Linked DNA regions of Homo sapiens: regions 1, 2, 4 and 5 are each linked to region 3. Evidence: chromatin contacts called from ENCODE Hi-C or POLR2A ChIA-PET data. All regions are on one chromosome and are shown on one strand. The core of a region is the stretch at or near the end of the contact, and the rest is flanking DNA. Distances in the headings are between cores, read along the strand shown. Region 1 overlaps TES (testin LIM domain protein). Region 2 has its middle 57 kb from the start of CAPZA2. Region 3 has its middle 160 kb from the start of PPP1R3A. Region 4 has its middle 71 kb from the start of TES. Region 5 holds the start of TES (testin LIM domain protein).

Evidence for each region. Hi-C counts contacts between places; a loop is a spot of excess contacts on that map. ChIA-PET counts read pairs that join two places held with the same protein, here RNA polymerase II (POLR2A). Pooled maps may share reads with other maps.
Region 1: a loop to region 3 is called in a map of IMR-90, with 9 times the contacts of the local background. The contact joins two enhancer-like sites. A Hi-C loop is called at or near these places in 3 of 168 maps with a recorded cell type or tissue (IMR-90, PC-9 and sigmoid colon) and 8 of 50 pooled maps.
Region 2: a map of gastrocnemius medialis shows a loop between it and region 3 (5-fold over the local background). The contact joins two enhancer-like sites. A Hi-C loop is called at or near these places in 1 of 168 maps with a recorded cell type or tissue (gastrocnemius medialis) and 9 of 50 pooled maps. POLR2A ChIA-PET finds 5 or more read pairs at or near these places in 1 of 52 experiments (activated CD4-positive, alpha-beta memory T cell).
Region 4: a loop to region 3 is called in a map of GM12878, with 4 times the contacts of the local background. The contact joins two enhancer-like sites. A Hi-C loop is called at or near these places in 13 of 168 maps with a recorded cell type or tissue (B cell, GM12878, HCT116 and 9 more), 9 of 37 single-sample maps with no recorded cell type and 23 of 50 pooled maps.
Region 5: a map of endothelial cell of umbilical vein shows a loop between it and region 3 (5-fold over the local background). The contact joins the promoter of TES here to the enhancer-like site in region 3. A Hi-C loop is called at or near these places in 3 of 168 maps with a recorded cell type or tissue (chondrocyte, endothelial cell of umbilical vein and sigmoid colon), 1 of 37 single-sample maps with no recorded cell type and 9 of 50 pooled maps.

The regions. Positions count from the first base shown.
Region 1 is chr7:116,234,554-116,238,526 of GRCh38, forward strand. It overlaps TES (testin LIM domain protein), which reads left to right. Exons shown (of 7, transcript NM_015641.4): 2 at 1-66. It overlaps LOC124901730 (a long non-coding RNA gene), which reads right to left. Exons shown (of 4, transcript XR_007060485.1): 4 at 1,315-3,723. Among named protein-coding and RNA genes, the nearest start is that of TES, 26 kb to the left of the region's middle. Within about 2 kb of position 1,683, at least 3 of the 41 ENCODE cell types and tissues checked have a DNase peak (open chromatin) inside an H3K27ac peak, as active enhancers do.
Region 2 is chr7:116,803,749-116,807,776 of GRCh38, forward strand. No RefSeq gene overlaps it. Among named protein-coding and RNA genes, the nearest start is that of CAPZA2, 57 kb to the right of the region's middle. Within about 2 kb of position 1,542, at least 7 of the 41 ENCODE cell types and tissues checked have a DNase peak (open chromatin) inside an H3K27ac peak, as active enhancers do.
Region 3 is chr7:114,081,199-114,085,139 of GRCh38, forward strand. No RefSeq gene overlaps it. Among named protein-coding and RNA genes, the nearest start is that of PPP1R3A, 160 kb to the left of the region's middle. Within about 2 kb of position 1,778, at least 3 of the 41 ENCODE cell types and tissues checked have a DNase peak (open chromatin) inside an H3K27ac peak, as active enhancers do.
Region 4 is chr7:116,137,167-116,141,192 of GRCh38, forward strand. It overlaps a transcript of TFEC not described here. Among named protein-coding and RNA genes, the nearest start is that of TES, 71 kb to the right of the region's middle. Within about 2 kb of position 2,030, at least 3 of the 41 ENCODE cell types and tissues checked have a DNase peak (open chromatin) inside an H3K27ac peak, as active enhancers do.
Region 5 is chr7:116,209,282-116,213,260 of GRCh38, forward strand. TES (testin LIM domain protein) reads left to right here and starts at 1,258. Exons shown (of 7, transcript NM_015641.4): 1 at 1,258-1,453. The coding sequence starts at 1,427. RefSeq lists silencers at 977-1,106, 1,140-1,402, 1,157-1,356, 1,497-1,586 and an enhancer at 1,947-2,186.

The sequences.
Region 1 (3,973 bases), core at 433-2,932, 2.2 Mb after region 3:
AGGATTTGGAGCCCCTTGTTTAAAATGCAAAGAAAAATGTGAAGGATTCGAACTGCACTTCTGGAGGTATTGTTTTGAAAACTGCAACCACATTAGTAATTTATACTTTTTGCAATACTTCCTCAGACAGTGGAGATATCTTCGAGTTCTCCAGCATGGTTGCTAAGTTGCAGACCTGTTACTGTCTTTTCTGAGAAATGAATACAACATAAAAAGTGTTCTGTCTTACTGTCATTAAGTTTGACTTAGTGAATTGGACCATAATAACTATTTAGAGTTGTTGGATTTGCTTGCTGTCTTTAAGATTTCCTTCGAGCCTGAAATACTGAATATATCATCTTTCTGGTGGTAAATAAGTTTGTGGTAATCCTCCAGGACTGTTTAATAATTTATTTGTTACTTTTTTTTTGAGACGAAGTCTCATTCTGTCACCTAGACTGGAGTGCAGTGGTGTGATCTCAGCTCACTGCAACCTCCGCTTCCTGGTTCAAGCGATTCTCTTGCCTTAGCCTCCTGAATAGCTGAGATTACAGGCTTGTGCCACGACACCTGGCTAATTTTTCTTTTTTGTATTCTTAGTAGAGATGGGGTTTCGCCATGTTGGCAAGGCTGGTCTCAAACTCCTGACCTCAAGTGATCAGCCCACCTCAACCTCCCAAAGTGCTGGGATTACAGGCGTGAGCCACCATGCCTGGCCCTGTTTAATAATTTAATTATTCTCTTCTTAAAAATTGGTAACTTTACATCTCATGTCTACATTTTCCGTAAACAAATATGAATACTGAATCAAGCATGTATATGTTAGTTATCAGGAAATGAAGTTGAATTTAGATCTCTTTAAAATTTTTAGCTGTAAAGTTACTAGTGAAAAACCATTGAAACACTTGAATTTTTTTAAGAAAAAAATTAATTGTAGTGTCTTGGTTTGAATGAAGTGCATATATACACAAGACAATGTTAGTGAGTCAAAAATGTGAATTTTCTATAGATCTTATCTTTAGGTTGTTTTGAAAGTACTACTGCATATCATATAAATCTAAAATCAGTATTTGAAACCTGTGCTTATGAATGACTGTCAAGTCCATAGTGGTAATTCACAAGTCTGCTCAAAGTTAGAATTAGCAGGAAAAAAAAATAAAGATAACTATACAGTTTTAGGATGGCAGCTACCTTGTTAGGATGACTCTCATTTGAGAAACACTTCTGTACTACAGATTTCCACAGGAAACCGTTTAGAATACTTTCATCAGCTCTTGGAGATGTGTACAGTGTAAATTAAAGGAGAATATAAACAAATAAAATTTTAGACATTAATCTCTTTTAAAAACTAGTTTATTGAATCAGTTTTCAGAAACAAAGATAATTGTTTAAAATAGGAAAGTCAGTAGAAACCTGCTAGAACTGATACAGTTCTTCAGTTTTGATACAATTCTTCAGTTTTAGGGAGCTAAAGTTTTCCAGAATTTTTTTTTACAAGACTTAAGCAGCTCTCCCTTGTGCTGTCTCTTCAAGGGACATAGAAGTGGCAGTATGTCTCTCATGTTTTAAAAAGGTAAAGTGACTTAACACAAAATAGTTTTCATGAATTAGAACATCTCTGCTCTTAATGCTCACACTATTTTCTATTGGGCCTATTAGTTAACTTTACAGAAGGCTGCACTGCCCTCTCCTGGGCATAGTTTTTACCTTACAATCTTATAATACATAAAATCCAAAATCCAAAATGCTCCAAAACCAAAACTTCTTGAGTGTCAACACGATGCCACAAGTGGAAAATTTCACATACCTGACCGTGTGACAGGTTGCATTCAAAAATGCATTCAAACCTTTGTGTCTTGTACAAAATTATTTAAAATATGTATAAAATTACCATCAGCTTATGTACATAAGCTGTATATGAAACAGAAATTAATTTTATGTTTAAACTTGGGCCCTATCCCCAAGATATCTCATTGTTTATGCAGATATTCCAAAATTTAAAAAAAATTTGAAATCTGATACACTTCTGTTTTATTTTACTTGTGAAACATTTTGGGTAAGAGATACTTAACCTGCATTCTTTTTAGTTCTGCTATGCAGTTGCCAAAAACCGCTCGTGAGATTTTAAAGCTCATTCCTAAGAGATATCATCTTTTCTCTAAAGCAAGTTAGTCATTTTTGTTATGTCTATATTAATCATTTTAATCGATATTTTCAGATGAAAATATATCCGACAAGAGCAGATCTCCATGGCATGAAAATAACCTTTTACATTTCAATTTATCACACAGACTCATTTAATCAACTGGGTGTAGTCTGAAAATCTAAGAGCCATAATAGTCTAGGACTTTGCATATGGCCTGTCATTCAGCTGGGGTTGATAACAGTCCACCCCATTGGTATTTCTTAGTAGTTCTGACATCTTCCTGGCATGGGTCCAGTCACATTTCTCTCAGAATTCTTGATAATTCCCTGACTTTTTCACCATAGCTAAAAGAGCTGAAGCAGGTGCCTTTGACCTCCCTATGTAGCCTCTTTCAGTACAGTCTTTGAAGTAAAATATTCTAGACTAGTTGTCCTGAGTGTAACAAAGATTCCAGGTCTAGTCTAGGGCCACAGAACTTATGTGGGTGAAGTAGACATGGGATCCCATGACCCTGCCCACTTAGCCTCCTCCTCCAGCTTCATGGTGATCCTTGACTTAGGACCCTGAGGGCTCCATCGGGCACATTTCAAAAATCAGAGTTAAATTATTCTCTACCTCTTTATTAGTCTGGCCTCTCACACAATCACAAGAATGGTCTTTTGAACATGGATACTATTACATACTTCAGATGACTTAAGAACCCTCAGTAGTTTCCCACTGGACTTCTTTTAGGCAAATTTCTTGGCCTTTGACATTAAACCCTAACATCTGGCCTCTGCTTGCTTTTCCAGCCTCTTCCACTTCCCTTCCAAGCACTCTATGATCCAAGTGCTTGATACATACTATTCCCTGAAATTTTGTGCCTTATTGCATGGTGTTCTCTGCCTGGAAAACCCTACCTCCCACCACTAGGAAACAAAAAGTCTCAGCTCAAGAAATACCTCTGAGAAGTCTTCCCTGCCCATGTATGTCTTTTCAGGCTGCCATAACAAAATATCACATACCTGGTAGTTTAAACAGAAATGTACTTTCTTCCAGTTCTAGAGGCTGGAAAGTTCGAGATCAGGTGCCAACATGGTTGAGTTCTGGTGAGGTCTCTCTTCCTGGCTTACAGACGGCTGCCTTCTCACCACGTGCTCACATGGCCTTTCCTTGGTGTGTGTGGGTGTGTGTGTGTGTGTCTGGAGAGGAAGAGATCTCTCTCCCTTTTCTTATAAGGTCACCTATTCCAATGGATTGTGACGTTCACCTTGTGACATCTTTTAACTTTACTTCTTAAAAGCCCCTGCTCCAAATACAGTCACATTAGGAGTTTGAGCTTCAGCATATGACTTTGAGGAAACACAGTTCAGCCCACAGCACCCCCTTCCCCTGCTTCCACATACCCCCAAGTTGTTAGGAATCATTTTCCTTTTTATCACCTTGTATACTTACAGAAAGCCAGGAGATAAATACCCAGACCTCATTCTTCATCACTCTGATTTTCTGCTGGCACCTCCCATTGTCCCATTGCCAGTGACAAGGGATCCCACAGGTGTAGTCCTTAAGGATCAGCCTTCTGGGAAATAGCACAGAGTACTGAGGCATGGAGAATGAATCTGGAGAGGTGAATGGAAGATGCCGGATCAAGGTGTATCACCATAGTTGCAGGAGACTAAAAATTAATTATTAGGAATTTAGAGTGAACTTGTAACTTAACTAGTCTAACCTCATTTTACAGATCAAAGACCTAAACCAAAGGAAGTTAAAATGACTTGTTTGAGCCCATGAGTTATTAATAATATAATTTGTGAATGATTTCTATGTGTCACACACCAGTAAGCACTTGTAATAATTTTCTACTGCTGC
Region 2 (4,028 bases), core at 292-2,791, 2.7 Mb after region 3:
CCTCTAGTGTAGGCATATCAAAGATCTAACATTCTGTTTGCCTAGAATCGTTTTATTTTAAATACTCTGATCTGAAGAAAATGTGGATCCTCGGCCGGGCGCAGTGGTTCACGCCTGTAATCCCAGCACTTTGGGAGGCCGAGGTGGGTGGATCACCTGAGGTCAGGAGTTTGAGACCAGCCTGGCCAACATGGTGAAACCCTGTCTCCTACTAAAAATACAAACATTGGCTGGGCGTGGTGGCGGGTGCCTGTCTGTAATCCTAGCTACTCAGGAGGCTGAGGCACGAGAATCGCTTGAACCCCGGAGGCAGAGGTTGCAGTGAGCCGAGATTGCACCGCTGCACTCCAGCTCGGGCAACAGAGTGAGACTTTGTCTCAAAACAAAAAAAACAAAACAAAAAAAAAGAAGTGGATCTTCCATGTGGGCTTTAGAATAGTGCCTCAAAATTATACTTCACTTAGAACTTATTACTCAACATCTTATTTCAAGAGTATTCTAACAGCTGACTTCTTGATTCTACCTTTCCGTATTGCCTCTTCCTTATAACCCCAAAACAGCTACCAAAATTATATATCTGATCACTTCACTTTCCTGCTTAAAAACCTATGCCCATTCCTAGATGTTCTCTGTGCAGATCCTTTGTTGTTTCATTTTGTTTATTTTTATTATAAAATATATTTTTGAGGAAAAAATTTTAAATTGGACAAAAAGATATAAAGTGAACAGGAAATATCCTCCGACCACTTTCTCTCCCCCTCCATCCTCACTCCCCATGGGTAGCTAATATTAATGCACTTTTTCAGAAATGTTCCACTCTGCATCAGTGGAACTGAACTAAACCAGACACTTTAGTACATCCTTCAATAACCTTTGTCTTATTGACCGAACTATGACTCGGCACACCCTTCCCCAGTCAAGAATATTGTTCTTCTACCTCTGTGACTTTGAACTCTCAACAGAAATATCCCCCTTTGGGGTATGAGCCATATAAACAGGGCTAGACCAAGCTCTGTGAACTACCCCCTCCCCCACTGACTTATAATTTGATATTGCTTCAAACCAGTATCCTTTACCTTTGTTTTGCTCAACTTTTATTTAAATGGAGAGGAGATTAAAATGATTTTCTCTTAATAAAAAATTAAAGAAAGAGATTCACTTGTTTCTATTTGCCAAAGCAGAATAAATATATTTTTAATCAACAAAATAGTATGCTTTTCTAAAATTCTAGTTCTGTTTTTCAATGGAAATTTGCAGTGAAAGTTTCCAGATGCTTGGAAGTTATAAAGAGTTTTAAACTTAGGTAATAAAAATAAATCACCCATTTATGATAAGCAGCACTCTGTGAAAGATTATTTCAGAATCTCAGCTGACTGACAACTTTTAGGAGACTGAACTGTACTTAAGTGTGGCAAACATGCATCATAGAGATGGGTTGTTTACTGTAGCAAGTTACTTGCCTTCGGTCCAACTGTCCTTTTGGCAGAAGCACACCAATCTAATTTTGCCTGTTACATAAAGAGCCACATGTGGAAACCTGAGTCGCCTGACATCATGTTACTGACTTAATCCAGTCATAATTCAGCGCCCAGAGAGCGGCTGGCAGGCCCACCCACCCCCCACTCTCACTCTCGATGTATTCATGATAGCACAGAGGTTAGCTGGACACACTTGGGAATCAGATATGCTAGGTCAGACTCATTTCCACCACTTATCAGTAGTGCGATTTTGGACCAATTGCGTAACCCTCCTAAGCCTCAGTTTCTGAATCCATAAAGTAGAAATACTAACAGTGGCTTCCTCATAAGATTGTGCAAAGATTGAATGAGACAATGTGTGCAAAGCTCTCAAAGGGTGGCAGTCATTATTGCCGGAGACCTTGATTTTACTTTTTAAATTTTTATTCAAGACTCTAGAATAAAATTACCTCCACAGATGTCCAAAGTTTGGCACAGTTCAGAAAAGTCTGAAGGTAAAAATCATGAAAACAGACATTGATTTTCTTCATCCTTTTTGGTAGTATCAACCTAATAGAAACTGGACCAGGGTCCTGATCCAGTCTGACTTTACTGCCTATGTGACCTTCCACATTACTTAAAAGTTGTGCTTTTCTTGTCTATAAAAAATTAAGATTATACCTCACAGCATTGATTGTAAATATTAAATTGTGTAAGATTTTACACAAGTACAAGGTGTTATTATGGTTCATCAGAATGTAATTTTTTTACTTTGAAAATCTCCGTAGAACTCATCTGATTCACAAAATTCCCTCTAACCAACCCCAGCACTTCATTTGCTCCCACATAATTGCTGGAGTTGTTTACACAAATCTGTACTCAGAATCAAAGAGCTCAAGGCTGGAGAAGTCAGGGAATCTGGCCCTGGGCCTCTGCTTGAACATTCTGGGTGCTGGTCGCTAGCTGACCCTTAAACAACTCCATGTCCTCTTTGGAGTTCAAAGTTTGGGGGTAAAATCACTACCCCCTCTCAAAGATAAACACAAATGGAGCTCCAAGGTGGTGTCCGGTGCTAACATGAGACATGTTGAGTGTGAATCTCATCAGAGCAGTGTTTTTCCAACATAATAAACTGCCCTTTGTTCAAATCAGAAACTGATTTCACTCGATTTTCCCAAATCGGCCCTGCCAGGTTTCCTTGATTTAATTGTATATTTTTTGTCTGCTGACAATGGAAAGCAGAAGAAAATAGTCTCGCTAAGGAAATGAAATATTACCAAGAAAAACAGGCATTCTCACACTGTGTGAGGTGGTTTTTTTTTTCTTCACATTCAATTTGTATAAGAAAAAAGGTCTCTACCCTTTGAAACAACAGCATTATTGCAGTGACTATTAGGTCATATCTACATGGCCCAAAAGAAAATGTTGGAAAGAAAATTAACTAGTTCATAAGGGTATGGGCAACATTATTTTTAAAAGGAAATGGTTCTTCATACATAGAGAGAATAATAAATGGGAGCAAAAAAATGCAAGTTAGGCAATTATTTAAATAATTCCAATTTTAAAATATGTACTTAACTAAAGCATCCGTGGAGTTCAGGTAAAATCATTTAGAGGGAACGCAAATTAACCAAATCACTACTGAAATTCTTCACTTTTTAAGCTAAAATTGCTTGTTCTTGCTTTAATACCAGAGAAGACCTGAGTCCTGGTTGACTGTTAGTGAGGAGTTGTATCAAAAGAACAAAGGTTTGAAGCCAGTTAGGGCCAGGTGCCTATCTCAGCTCTGCCATCTACTCATCATTTGCCCATCAGCAAATTCAATTTTTCATTTATTTGGTTTAAAAATATTACTGAGACCCTTCTACGTGATAGGTGCTATTGCAAAGAAGGAAGATACAGCAGGCAATATACTAGCCAAGCCTGTTGCTCCCAAGGGGCATTTATTCCAAAGCAGGGAGAAAGAAAGAGAGACAAAAGGCAGGGGGAGGGAGGAAGGAGGGGAGAAAAGGGGAAAGGAAGGAAAGAGAAAAAAGAGAAAGATAAGAGATAAACAACAAAACTATCAACATTTGGTGGTATGAAGCCATGGAACCAGAATGAGACTATCTAGGGATCGGTACCAGAGAGGGCCAAGGATGCAGCCTTAGGGCACAACAGTGCCTAGAGGTCAGGGAGGTGAGATTGAAGAGGCCTTACTTATCTCGTCATAAAATGCTAGGTTATCACCTACAAAGATTTTTTTTTTTTTTGAGATAAGGTCTTGCTATGTGGCCCAGGCTGGAGTGCAATGGCTTGATCTCAGCTCACTGCAGCCTCCACCTCCCAGGTTCAAGTGATTCTCCTGCCTCAGCCTCCTGAGCTGGGATTACAGGTGTGCACCACCATTCCCAGCTAATTGTTTTTTTTTTTTTTTTTTTTAGACTGAGTCTTGCTCTATCGCCGAGGCTGGAGTGCAGTGATGTAATCTCGGCTCACTGCAACCTCTGCCTCTCAGGTTCAAGCAATTCTCGCGCCTCAGCCTCCCGAGGAGCTGGGATTACAGGTGCACGCCACCATGCCTGGCTAATT
Region 3 (3,941 bases), core at 528-3,027:
TGTGTTACTAACATACACAAGCGATTAGACTTTATTTTCATTGATTTTTATTTTCTGGAAAATAGAAATTTGGTAATCAAGTCCTTAACACAGAAAGGGGTACAACATTCTAGTGAAATATTTTAAGATCCTTAGAAATATAATATCAATACTATGCCATTGGAGGATTGGAGGGTTGTGAAAAACAAACAAGCAAACAAAAAACGGAGTCTTCACTGCTTGATGGAGGCTTTTGATTCAGTATTGGAATTCTTTATCCAGTAGTTATCCCCTTTCTATATTCATTTGGATAAAGCTTTCCTGGGTATAGAACCCACTTAGCCTGCAAGATTCCATCCCAGAGCAATTGATCTTTGTCTCTCCACCAAGATCAACTAAAACTGGAACCTAGTATTAACTGCCTTTCAATCAAAGTTTTAGGACACTCAGAGCCAACCTCTTAGCAGTGATATGCTGTGGTTACGTTTTTTCAAGATTAGATATATACCTACTAACAATGAACTAGGCTACATTAGAGAGAGAATTAAGTGTATTGTTCACTGGAGGATATGGGTAGCCCCTGTTGTTGAGTCTCCATGGTTCCTGCCAGCAGCCTAGGAGAAGCTAGGGGCAGGGCAGCGGAAATCTGCAGGCCCATAGCTGATTCCAAAGGGCTTTATGTGAAGGCTGGCAGATGTGGAGAATTTTTTTAATCTTCTGAAGATGAGAGAACCCGGGTAGAAGTGTGGGTTTATGAACAAATATTTATTGCTTCAGGGTCCAGGTAAATTCAGGGTATATGCTATAAAAACACAAATGAAAAATATAGTCTGTGACTTTTTTAAAAAAAGTTGGGAGAGCTCATTAGGATTTATTATAGGTCCCAAATTTTGTAGTCCCTAAGCTTAACGACAGATGGTGGTGTAACTCCACCAATTTCACAATATCTCCATTCAGTCTGATGTAACATAGATTACCCTTGATTTGACTTCGGTGAAATTAGAATTTTCTCTTTTCCCTAAATGTGTCAGGGAGGAGAATGGGGAAAAGTCGTCTAAAAGGAGTCTGCTTATTTGCTCATCTTCAGAAAACTGTAGTGGATGTGAAAACACAGGAAACTGATATGTGACTGTTTTTTCTGTGTGAAAGGAAAAATACCTTGCATTTAAGACTTTAGTTACAGGCTATTTGAAGTGAGTAGCACAATTTTGAAGATGTTATTTATAACAGGAAAAAATAGTAATTTAAAAACACCCCCTTTCCTTTCTCCCAGCGATTTCTCCAAGTCAGTTGAAATTTAAGTACAAGTCACAATTACAGAGATAAAACGGCTCTGAAAGAGAAAAATGTAGTTGTTGTTTGAAAGTGTTGGAAAAAACAGACTTAAGTGTGTGAAAAATTATATTTTTATAAAAAATAACTGAAAATCAAAGAGGTTCACTGGGAGAAGCAGTAAACTAACATTTCTAATTTGTCATTCGCGTGCGTCGCTTTCCTTCATCTTGGCTATACTTCCTCTCATCTGCGGTGTTTTATTTCGCGCAAGATGCGCTGACAGAGGCCATTTCAAACGAATTTATCTTTCACTAGGACCGTACTAGAGCAGTGTCTCGAATTTTGTTGATTTGTGGTTTCGTCGTAAAATAAACTTGAAATCAAATAAACTTTCGTGAGGAAGCTTTGATGTCCACTTGGTGAAACTCCTCATTCACCCAGTTGAGCCGTTGAACTTTCTTCTGGAACCTCTTTAAATGACTTTTGCCGATCCACGTGCTGCAAAGAAGACCTGAACCGTGCCTATGACCCTGCGCGGCGACTACAGGGACAGAATTTGGCTTTCCTTCTCTTTCCAATATGCAGCGTTTCGTTTAAAGGCTGCCTCGATCCAGTGGGCTGACCAGTGACTTGTGCAAAAGAAAACTATTCGATCGCTGTTTGCCCTTTCAGCGTTTTCCTCGGCTGCGGAAACCCGGTTTTCCTATTATTATACTTCAACTTTTTTTGGAGTCAGCTAGCACAGAGCGCTAAACCCCGGCCAGTTCCAGCAGCAGCCGAGGCGAACAAAGCCTGCAGTGTTCGGGGCCATGCTGGGGCGGGAGTGGTGGACGAGTTCAAGGAATTGCAAATAAATATATTTTATGACCACCCATCAACAAACTACGTGCCACCGTGGCGGCCCCTGGTAGCCGGGCCGTGTCTGCAGTGTGGCCAGGGGCGGGGGCTGAAAAGGAGGCGGCCGGAGAGGCGAAGCGAGCTGCGAGCCCCGGGCCTGAACTTTCACCTCTCGAACCCGGGCCCAGCCCATTGGCTGCAGCCGAGGGGTCCACCGAGGGCAGCGGCTCCTGACAGGACCTGTTTTCCCAACTCCCTGGACAGCTTCCCTGCGGGATGGGTTGGTGGCCCGGGGCATGGCAGCAGGCGAGGAGGAGATAATGGGGGCGAAGTTGAGCGGGGGCACTTGGGAGCTGCGGGCTCAGTTTCACTGAGAAAAAGGCCCCGGAAGGGTACGCGTCCACTCTATAAATATATACTCCTCCGACTGAGATGTCCTTTCGCACCTCTTGGCTATCTGTACTCTCCAGAAAGGAACGTTAGAGGCTGCGAATTTCACCAAAACGTTTCTTTGTGTACAGAAAAGTGAAAGGCTAACTAAACTCGTTCCTCTCCAAGTCTTGAGACCCTAACCCTCCTTCTCCTCGTTGGGAACTTGATCTTCCAAGTGGCCCTAGCTCTTTTACAATAAACCTTTCCCGCTCACTTACTCGGTACACCTGGAGAGAAAAGGGAAGTCAGTGGGGTCGATGTACGCGGGGGAAGAAGAAGAAAAAGAAGTGAGAAGCTGTCCACCTTTTGATTGTTCTATTCCCTTCATTTATAACCCCCCTGGAAAGGTACATCCCCAGTTTTCCAAGGATTTCCACGTCGTTTACTCTTCTTTTTTCCAAAATAGTTTCAAGTTTATTCAGAATCCGTTTTTATTGAGGTTTCCTAGTGAAGCATAAACGCAGATTACTTAACATAAAATTATCCCCACCTTTCAAAAGGGCGAGGTAGGGCCATTTGGGGCTGGCGTTTTCTAATGATAATGACTGTTCCTCCTTCTGTCTCTGCTCCCACTTTTAAAAGATTCGGATTATTTGTCCACTGTTCAGCCTGCATTTCAAAATAGACGATTTAAAAAAGAGTGAGAACACAGTCTGTAGGCACAGCACTTGAGGACTGCCGGAGTTGAAAAGCTCAGGGAAAGAACCGCAATTCAAAGTCCAACTCTACCTCGTTCCTCTTCCTCCTGGCAGGGGCCATCTTCCCAGGGCCAGCCCCATGGCTTTTTGACTTAATTGGTTTCACTAAAAAAACCCTGACGGTGTGTTTACCGACGTGGGTGCCAGGGCTGCTTCCTCCCTGGGAGAGCCGCGGGTTCTGAAGGAAAGGGTTGGTGCCAAGTGTGTGTGTGAGCTCGCGACTGCCCTTTAGAGAAAGGGCGCGCTGCTCTTTCAGGAAAGGAAAGATTCAAAGGCACAAGTTAGTGCGGTTCGCCCGTCTCCCCAACCACCACCACCCCTCCCTCTTCTGCCACCGGAGGGGTTCAAGTTGGCCGTTCTTTCCCCAGGGAGGAGGGCCGGGAAGCAGCCGGGGGCCAGGCTCTGTTCACCACGGCCTATTGGCCGCAGCTATTTGGAGGAAAGTTTCAGCGCCTCTCGGAACGCCACGCTTTGCGACTGACTTGCGAGCAAAGCAGCGGGCTCAGTCTGCGGCGCGCGGAAAAGGCGGCCGGCGAAGAGTCGCCCGGCCCGCGGGCAGGGGAGGGACCGGAGGGAGACGGCGGGGAGGGAGCGCTGGCCCCCCTCTGGGCTGGGGCTCCGGAGGAAGCCCCTCGCCAAGATTCCGGTCGTGCGTCCCCTCCGGGGCCCGCTCTCTCCTCCCTCGGCCTTTCCCCTGTCACCGCCCTGGGTCCCAAGCAG
Region 4 (4,026 bases), core at 780-3,279, 2.1 Mb after region 3:
ACATATTTTCTTGATGATCTTTTCCCCCAAGGTAAGAGACTCATCATGTTGTTTTTGTCTTTTAAAATAATTTTTAAAAAGCATCTGAGATATTCAATTCTAAGTTGTATTTATGTTTCTGTGTCTTTATGTTTGACAGGTCTAGTTTGAGACTTTACAAATGCTTACCAGTGGACTTCTAAATCCTCAAGGGAAAGAAATAAACACACACAGTGCCAGCTTTCTGGGGTCACCTTACTTGCAAAAGTGTTGCTTTTCGGCATTGTTTTAATAAACTCAGAGAGACTTGGATGTGAGTATAGGCCTTGACAGTGACTCTCTCGTAAACTTGAGCAGCTATTTTATGTCTTTGAGTCTTAACTTTCCAACTATGAATTGGGTTTAAGGATTCCATTCTACAAGTTATTAAGATGATTAGAAATGATATATGTGAAGATGATTAGGGTAGATGCTAACTGGTAGTTACTCTCTATTGAGAGTTTAACTGAATTCCCCCAAACATTAAGAAATTTACACACACTGCATCAACAGTGAAATTCTACTAGAAGGGTTCAAATGTCAAGAAACTTGGGCTTTTTAGTTCACAAGTCATCTTACCTTCCTATCAATTTATAAAATTTGAACTAAATACCTAAGACATTTTTATTGATAATCAACTTAAATGATACTTGTGAAAACCCTCTGTACAGTATAAAATAGTTTAGAAAATGAAAATATTAATAAATAAATAATTATAAATTTGAATATGAATATGAAATGAATATGAATAAAATAAATGAAAATAATCAAGAATTCTAGATTTCCAAACCAGAAGAAATGCGGTCATTTGTTTAACCATGCACTTTATATGTGAAAGTAAAGAGATTCACAATCTTTCCTCAGGTTATATACCTAGCCAAACACAACATTCATTTCTGCTACGTAAATCTGCCTCTCCAATGTTGATAATGAGATATTTTCCATCATGTACAGGATCTATTAAATTAAAAATCTGACACTGCTGCAATAAACTAAGTGTAATCAAATAAGATAAGCCATTATATTTATAATGAATTCAAAACAACAGATAACACTAAAATCAGGTGTTAGATGTACATGGTATTTTATCTTCACAGACAGTGCACTGATTTTCTGATTTTTTCATAAGCATGATATTATCTGAAAGTTAGGATCCTGTTTGGGTATACAGTTTAATGTTCCATTCTGACTTTTGTCCACTAGATGTCCCCAGTACGTCACACAGAAGCTCTGATCTCATATAGGCCCTTGTTAGGGAGAATCTGCATCTTTTTGAAGTGAGGCCTGAGATAACTCGGTCAAATGATTTTTATTCCTGAGTTCATTTCATCCCTAAAATTAACAAGCTACTAATCTACAGAGAAATGCAATCATTTAAAGATTTTTGTCTAAGAGACAGAATATAACTTTGCCAATTTAAGAAGCAATTAAAGAACATGTATATCTTCTTTTCTGAAATGCATTTAAGAAATCAAAGACCTGAAACAAGTTAAAAATCCTTAGAGAAAAAGTTCATAGCCTTGCAAAGGAAGACTCTTAACACAACTTTTAATTGTATTGATTTCAAAGGATGAATAACATTTACACAAAATAGTTCAGAAAACTTTGGTAACAGCAGGAGCCTTGTTTAATTTGAACTCTAATAAATTAAAGAAAAAAAGTAAAGGCTTGAGCGGTCACCCAACGTGTCCCCTCCTAACTCACACAAAAACCTCTGTAACAAAGGCTACGAGACTGAAATACAATAATAATTGCAACATGGGGATGTTCAATTAGAACTAAGCTTGCAAAATGCTGTCTTTTTTCCCCAAAAGCCCAGTGAGCCCATATTACAGGAGGCTTCTACCTCTGACTGAAAAATAACACTCTCTGGGGTTGCCGTGGCAGATTGCTGCACTAGAGGGCTAAGAATCTACTCTTCTAAAGCAATTCAATAAGGATTCCTACAAGGTGTCTCAAAATGGAAGCACTCAGGCAGCATGTTTCTGCCTCTCAGGGCAAGAGGTAAAAAGTTCAGCCTGTGAAGTAGAACAGTTTCTGCCCCAGAGCAAGAGAGAAAAAAAGTACAAGAGCGTTCTGATGAATTATCTCTTACTCAGAGCTAACACGGGCGTCCCAGGAACAATGGCCAAGTCTAACCAGAGTTGACAGCCTCCATTCACTGCCCAGCACTCCATCCCGCACAGTGTCAGAACAATGATCCATTCTCACCGCTTCTCAACCCGTCCTCAGCCTTTCAACAAACCTTCTCCGTTCAAGAGCCACTGCTTTATCATGCTTTCTTTGATTAAAGCTCACCTTTCATCACACTAGAATTTTATTGTTATTATTTATTGAGTGTGCCAAGAATGGAGGTAATGTAAAACAAAAAGTTTAAATCATTGAACCTTGCATTTATTTAGTTTATGATCAAGGTTAGGAAAGTAAACCAAATCTTAAGAAACAGAAAACAATTCTGTGATAAACTAAGGGATCCTGGCCAGAATTACTCTGGTAGTCCACAGAAGGAGATTATATTTGTGTCCTGGAGAAGAAAGGTTTGTAGAAGAGAGGGAGTTTGAGATAGGCCTTAAAGACTGGGAGAATTGAGAGAAAGAAGGTAGGCAAAAGGAGAGACCAGAAGATAAATCACCAGATGATGGTATGCAGATACACAAATGAGCATAGGATAAACAGAAGATAGAAAGAAACCAGCTGAACCTTGACCAGGCACTCAGGGCACTTGGACAGAAATGGGCATAACCCCCATGAGGCTGGATTGCAGATGTCCAAGAGACATAGATCCAAGGATAAACAAAGCAAAAGGGAGCACCATAGTGTTTTATGCTGGGGCATGATGCAATGGAAGGAATGTTCTAGAAATATCATCATAGCAGGTTAAGCATAGCAGATGAAGCAGGAGTGAAAAATTCTACCAGGAGAGGTGAAGGACTGTGAGGAAATCCATTCATTGGCTATTAAAACAATCTAAGGTTTCAGTAATAAAGGCCAAGACTGGAGGATTGACTTTTGGAATCTAGAAAGAGGCAACTCTGAGAAATAAAGCATGACATGATGGAAAATCAGATAAGTGAAAGAAATGAGTGGCTCTGGAAGAGGGTCTACTCTTTGTTTAGATTCCACAGTTTAACATTCTTCACGCAAGAATAGAGCCAATTTAATCTATGTGTTCTGTTTAGTATTCCACAGAATCAATAACATGCTTGAATAAATTTACCTTTTTTAATGACTCCATCTCATAAGGAGGAATTTTAGGCTCCAAAGACTACCTCAGCATCCTTGAGAGAGCCTAGTAGATCCTCTCCAAATCCTGAATTTCTGCTGACAAGAACTTTTATATAATTTCAAAGTATTACATCATTAAAACTAATAACAAAACAGATATGTGTATTATAAACTAAAACAATGATGTATTGGCAGTGTCTTACAACATATGCATGCCAATAACTACTTTAGATGTAATGCCTAAAGGAATATGAATAACACATACCCAGCCATAGAGGCTAAATGAGAAGTCAGGTTAAAACTATCTTCAATTTTTGCCTTCCCATTTAGAACCCTCATCTGACCCTCCACACTCTGTAGTGCATTATGTGCACTGTAGCATTTCATCATTCAGCAAATGTTTATAGGGCAACCATGATGAACTAACACATCCATGAGACATGAAATTCTATCTACTAGAGGTGACACAATGTATTTCCTCAAGGAATTTGCAATCTAGCAATCTTTCTGGGCTGTCAACAAATTTTCCCCACCATCCAGATATCAGCCATTTATCTATAATACAATTATTTTGTATAAAGTATCAAGCCCTCTAGGAGACTTGGAAAAAATTCTCTTATAATGTCTAGAAATTTACAATCATTGTAAATTACAGAGGTTTGTAAACAGATGCATACCTATTAAAATTTAATTAATAAGGCATGCTAAGTAAGTAAGTGCTGTAAGAGTTGTTTCAGAGGTTCACAGGAGGAATGTATCAGTAAGGCAGGATATAGCCAGTAA
Region 5 (3,979 bases), core at 8-2,507, 2.1 Mb after region 3:
CATTATAAATCAATGCTCTGTGTTAACAAATAATCAAGTAAGCAGAGTTGCAAGTATTGGCTAAAATGAATTTTGGATATTTTTAGCTACCAAATTTCTCGAGGCAAGGCAGACATACATCTGGACCTGAATATCTGCATTATTAGGGAATTTTTGTTTGTTTGTTTTATATTGTTTTGTTATTTTTAAAAGTAGGTGCCAAATTAGGTCACCTGCTGTCTGGGCAATGTTATTTTTTGCCATAACCACAAATTGAAGAAAATTGACTGCTCTTTTTCCTTAGTCAACATGCTGTGCTTCCAGCCCCAAACATCTTTGAGAAGTTGTTTAGATTCATGAGCAATGCCTCTGTCCCCAACAGGCTAAGACATTAGGCAGGTCCCTGCACCTCTGGAGTCCTCAGTTCCCTGCAAAGTGAGGAAGCTAGACTAAGTAATCGTTAGGCTCCCTTCCAGACCGACCAATCTGATGGTATTAGATGCAATTGCTCCTGAATTAGGGCATGAAATGAATTCAGCTTTGGTGCACCAATGTGATGACTCTGCTTCATCAAAGCCTGAGCACGCGATAGGCCTAGCACCATCTCACACAGAGACAAAGGGCAACCCTCTGCTTCCAAAGGAATGACACAACCTGTTTCTGAAGTGATTCACATCATCTTTACTTTTGAACAACCCAATGCTCAGAAAACAATCTAAGAATCTTCGCTGACTTTAGGGATGTAAGATACGGTTTCTTGACAGTATTTGGGATTGTGGAAAAAAGCAATTGAGGAAAGGGCATCTCCACAACGCAATATTGAATTTAGTGCCCAAGGTCCATCACAGGAATCCCTAACGATCCCTACAATCTCTCTCTCTCTCTTTTTTTTCTCTCTTTACCCTGAAAATAAACTGAGAAGTTAGTATTGGGATAACTATTCCCCTTGACCCAAATAAAAAGTCCTGGGCAAACACAGGTACAAATTGCCAAATGGAAAAAGTTCTTCTCCATCTTCAGCTAGAGGGAGGCTGGGGATCCCAGCTCTTTAGAAGCCGGCCCGTGGACGCCCAGAGAATCCCTTCGGAGACCAGGTCAGGGTCACTGAGCTTGCCCAGCAGGGCGCCGCCTCGGACGCCGCCCCGCCTCTCACCTTGCCAGCGCCGCGCTCGGGCCGCGAAGGTGCGTGCGGCGCTCGGTGATTGGCGGCGGCCCGGAGCTGCCCGGCTGCCATTGGCTGCCCGGCCCCCTTTGTTCCCGGGTCCGGGCCGCAGGCCCGCTGCGGCGGACTGGGCGGCGGAAGTTCGACGGCGCCGGGCGAGTGGCTGTTGAGCGGCGCCGCGGGAGTTCCGCAGGTTTCCCGTGTTCGCAGCGGAGCCGGAGGCCAGCTGAACCCGGCCGTGGGATCCCGGATAGGAGGAGGAGGGGACCCATAGGACGCGTTAACATGGACCTGGAAAACAAAGTGAAGAAGGTAGGGGGGCGCTCGTGGCGGGCGGCGGCTGCTTCACCTGCGCGGGTCGCGCGGCGCGCGGCGGCCGGAGGTGCCGAGGTGGGTGGGGCTCGCGGGCCCCCCGGTGTGAGCCCGGCTCTGGGTCTGCGGTGCCCCGGGCCCAGGGACCTGGCCCCCTGGGTAGAGGAGGTGCTCGGCGGCCCCGCCAGCTCCCCACACTCGGGAGCGACAGAATTGGAAGCGCGAGCGAGGGCGGGCGCGGGACTCTTCTCTCCAGTCTCACGGAATCCCAGTGGTTGTAGGTGTTGGAAACTTTACTTAAGATGTTTCAGCTCTGCCTGTGCCTCCTCAAAAGGAAAGGACGAGCTTAGGGCGAGTGCGGGCGAGACCGTGACACTTCCTGGCTCAGGAAGTTGAATTTCATTAAGCCTTTGTGGTTTGGGGCTCTGCTGTGCTTTGACAGCTCTGATCTCCTCCCTTCCGGCTGGGCTGTCTGGGGCGCTCTAAAATGAGTGTTGATTTAATGCACTGCCTTCGCACCCGTGCTGGTGATAACTTCTAATGTGATTTTTTTTTCGGTCATTCATTACTTGTCTACCGACCGAGGCAGTGCCTCCCTCTTAGGGAATTATCTGTCAAAGAGCGCATTCTCCTTGTTTGGCAGGTAGTCCCAAAGGGCGGTTGTCACCAGCGTCTCAGCGCAGGGAGACATTTTCAGCTTGGCTGCTGCCTCGCAGGCACTGGAACCGACGGCCCTACCTGAGCCACTCCCGGGTTATGCGGAGCCTGGTGTCGCCTGGGAGAAAAGGGTGGGGACCAGACTATGACTCAGAAGGAATGCTGATGTCACATTCGAGTGAATTGCCCTGTGCGAAAGTTCTCCTCGTTCCAGGGGATTTGCTCATGTTTTACTTTGTGGTAAATTTAAGCTAGCTGTCCCTTATCAAATAGAGAAGTTTTGCAGAGAGAGGAAGGGAAAAATACAGAAAACAGTTTTTGTTTTTCTCATACTCATGGTTCCTAATATTTTATCTTCTAAACACAAAGTTTTTGACTTGAGCATTAATTCTATTTTATGCCCAGAACTGGATTTTTGAAAATGGATACAAAATATTGTGTTAGGACTGCAGAGTTTTCGGTTAGGAAGCTATTGACCAATAAAAACTCGAAATGAGAAAACAGTTTTTTTCATTCCTTGCGACTAAAATTCTCAGGCACTCAAAAAGGTATCCAAGAACAGAAAAACATAAATTGTTAATGGTAGCGTGATTGCATTCTATTCTCTTCCCATTTGGTTTCTTTCTTTTTTTCTTTTAAATAACTGTAATATTTTTGGTTAATCTTGCTTGTCATGGGGGAAAAGCGGGGAAAGCATTTTGCCCGCTTAGCTTTCTGTTGATGAATACTACTCTCATTTAGTTTTCAAGTAGGTAAGAGCTACTTAATTTAGTACTTGTCTAAAACTTGGGGGGTCTTGTCCTTGCTTTTAAGTATTTATTTGAAGACAACTTTGCAAAAGTAAACATATTTTGGGCTGCCGAGGATGAACAGGTGAAGCACAGGATTTTTAGGGTAATGACACTATTCTGTATGATACTATAAAATGGCTGATACATGTAATTATACATTAATCAAAATCCATAGAATGTAGAACACCAAGAGTAAACCCTAATGTAAACTATGTATGTTGGGGATAATGATGTGTCAATGTGTTTCATCACTTGTAACAAATGTACTGCACTGATACGGGTTGTTGGTAGTCCGGGAGGCTGCTGGAGACAGGAAGGCATGGGGGAGGTACATGGGAACTTCGAATTTTCTGCTCAATTTTGCTGTGAAGCTAAAAAATGCTTTAAAAATAAAGTCTGTTTAATAGGGGGAGAAAAATCAAAGACATTTTTGAAACTTTTTGAGACAAGGAGTAATTCTGAGGGAAGAAGTTCAAACTTAAAAATTGTATATGCTTGCAAAGGAAAAATCCAGACGTTGTTTATAAACAATTTCCTTAGAGTTTGAAAATGTGGATTATGATAAATAATGCCCTTGACATATGGTGTAATTTTCCTCGTTTATCCCCCACTTTACTTTTAAAAGTTATATTTTCAACCAAGAATCTTAACTTTCTCTAATCCTCCTCTTCTCCGCCTCTACCACCCCAGAAAGAATTCCATAAATTAAAGGTTTTAGAGAGAATCCCATGATATAACAAATCCCTGTTTCACTACGTTGTCTTCACTGATGATTCTTAGAATCCTCAACTGGTAAATTGGAAGCTATTAAAAAACCGCAGAGATGTCCCGTATGACTCCAATTTGTGAGTCCCTTAATAGGCTTGATAGTCTAACAAAAAGTTTCCCAGTACAAAATTTGGAAATCTCAGGAATGTATTTCACAATCTTAGCCATACTCTCAAAAAGAAATTTATGTTCCTTTTAGCAATTGTTTTCTAACACGTCCAAAGAAGGAAATATTACAAGACTATCTGATTTACCAGCAGAGTCCTCACCCTATTTTGGTACCTAGTTTTCAAGTCTCCTTTCTTTTTGA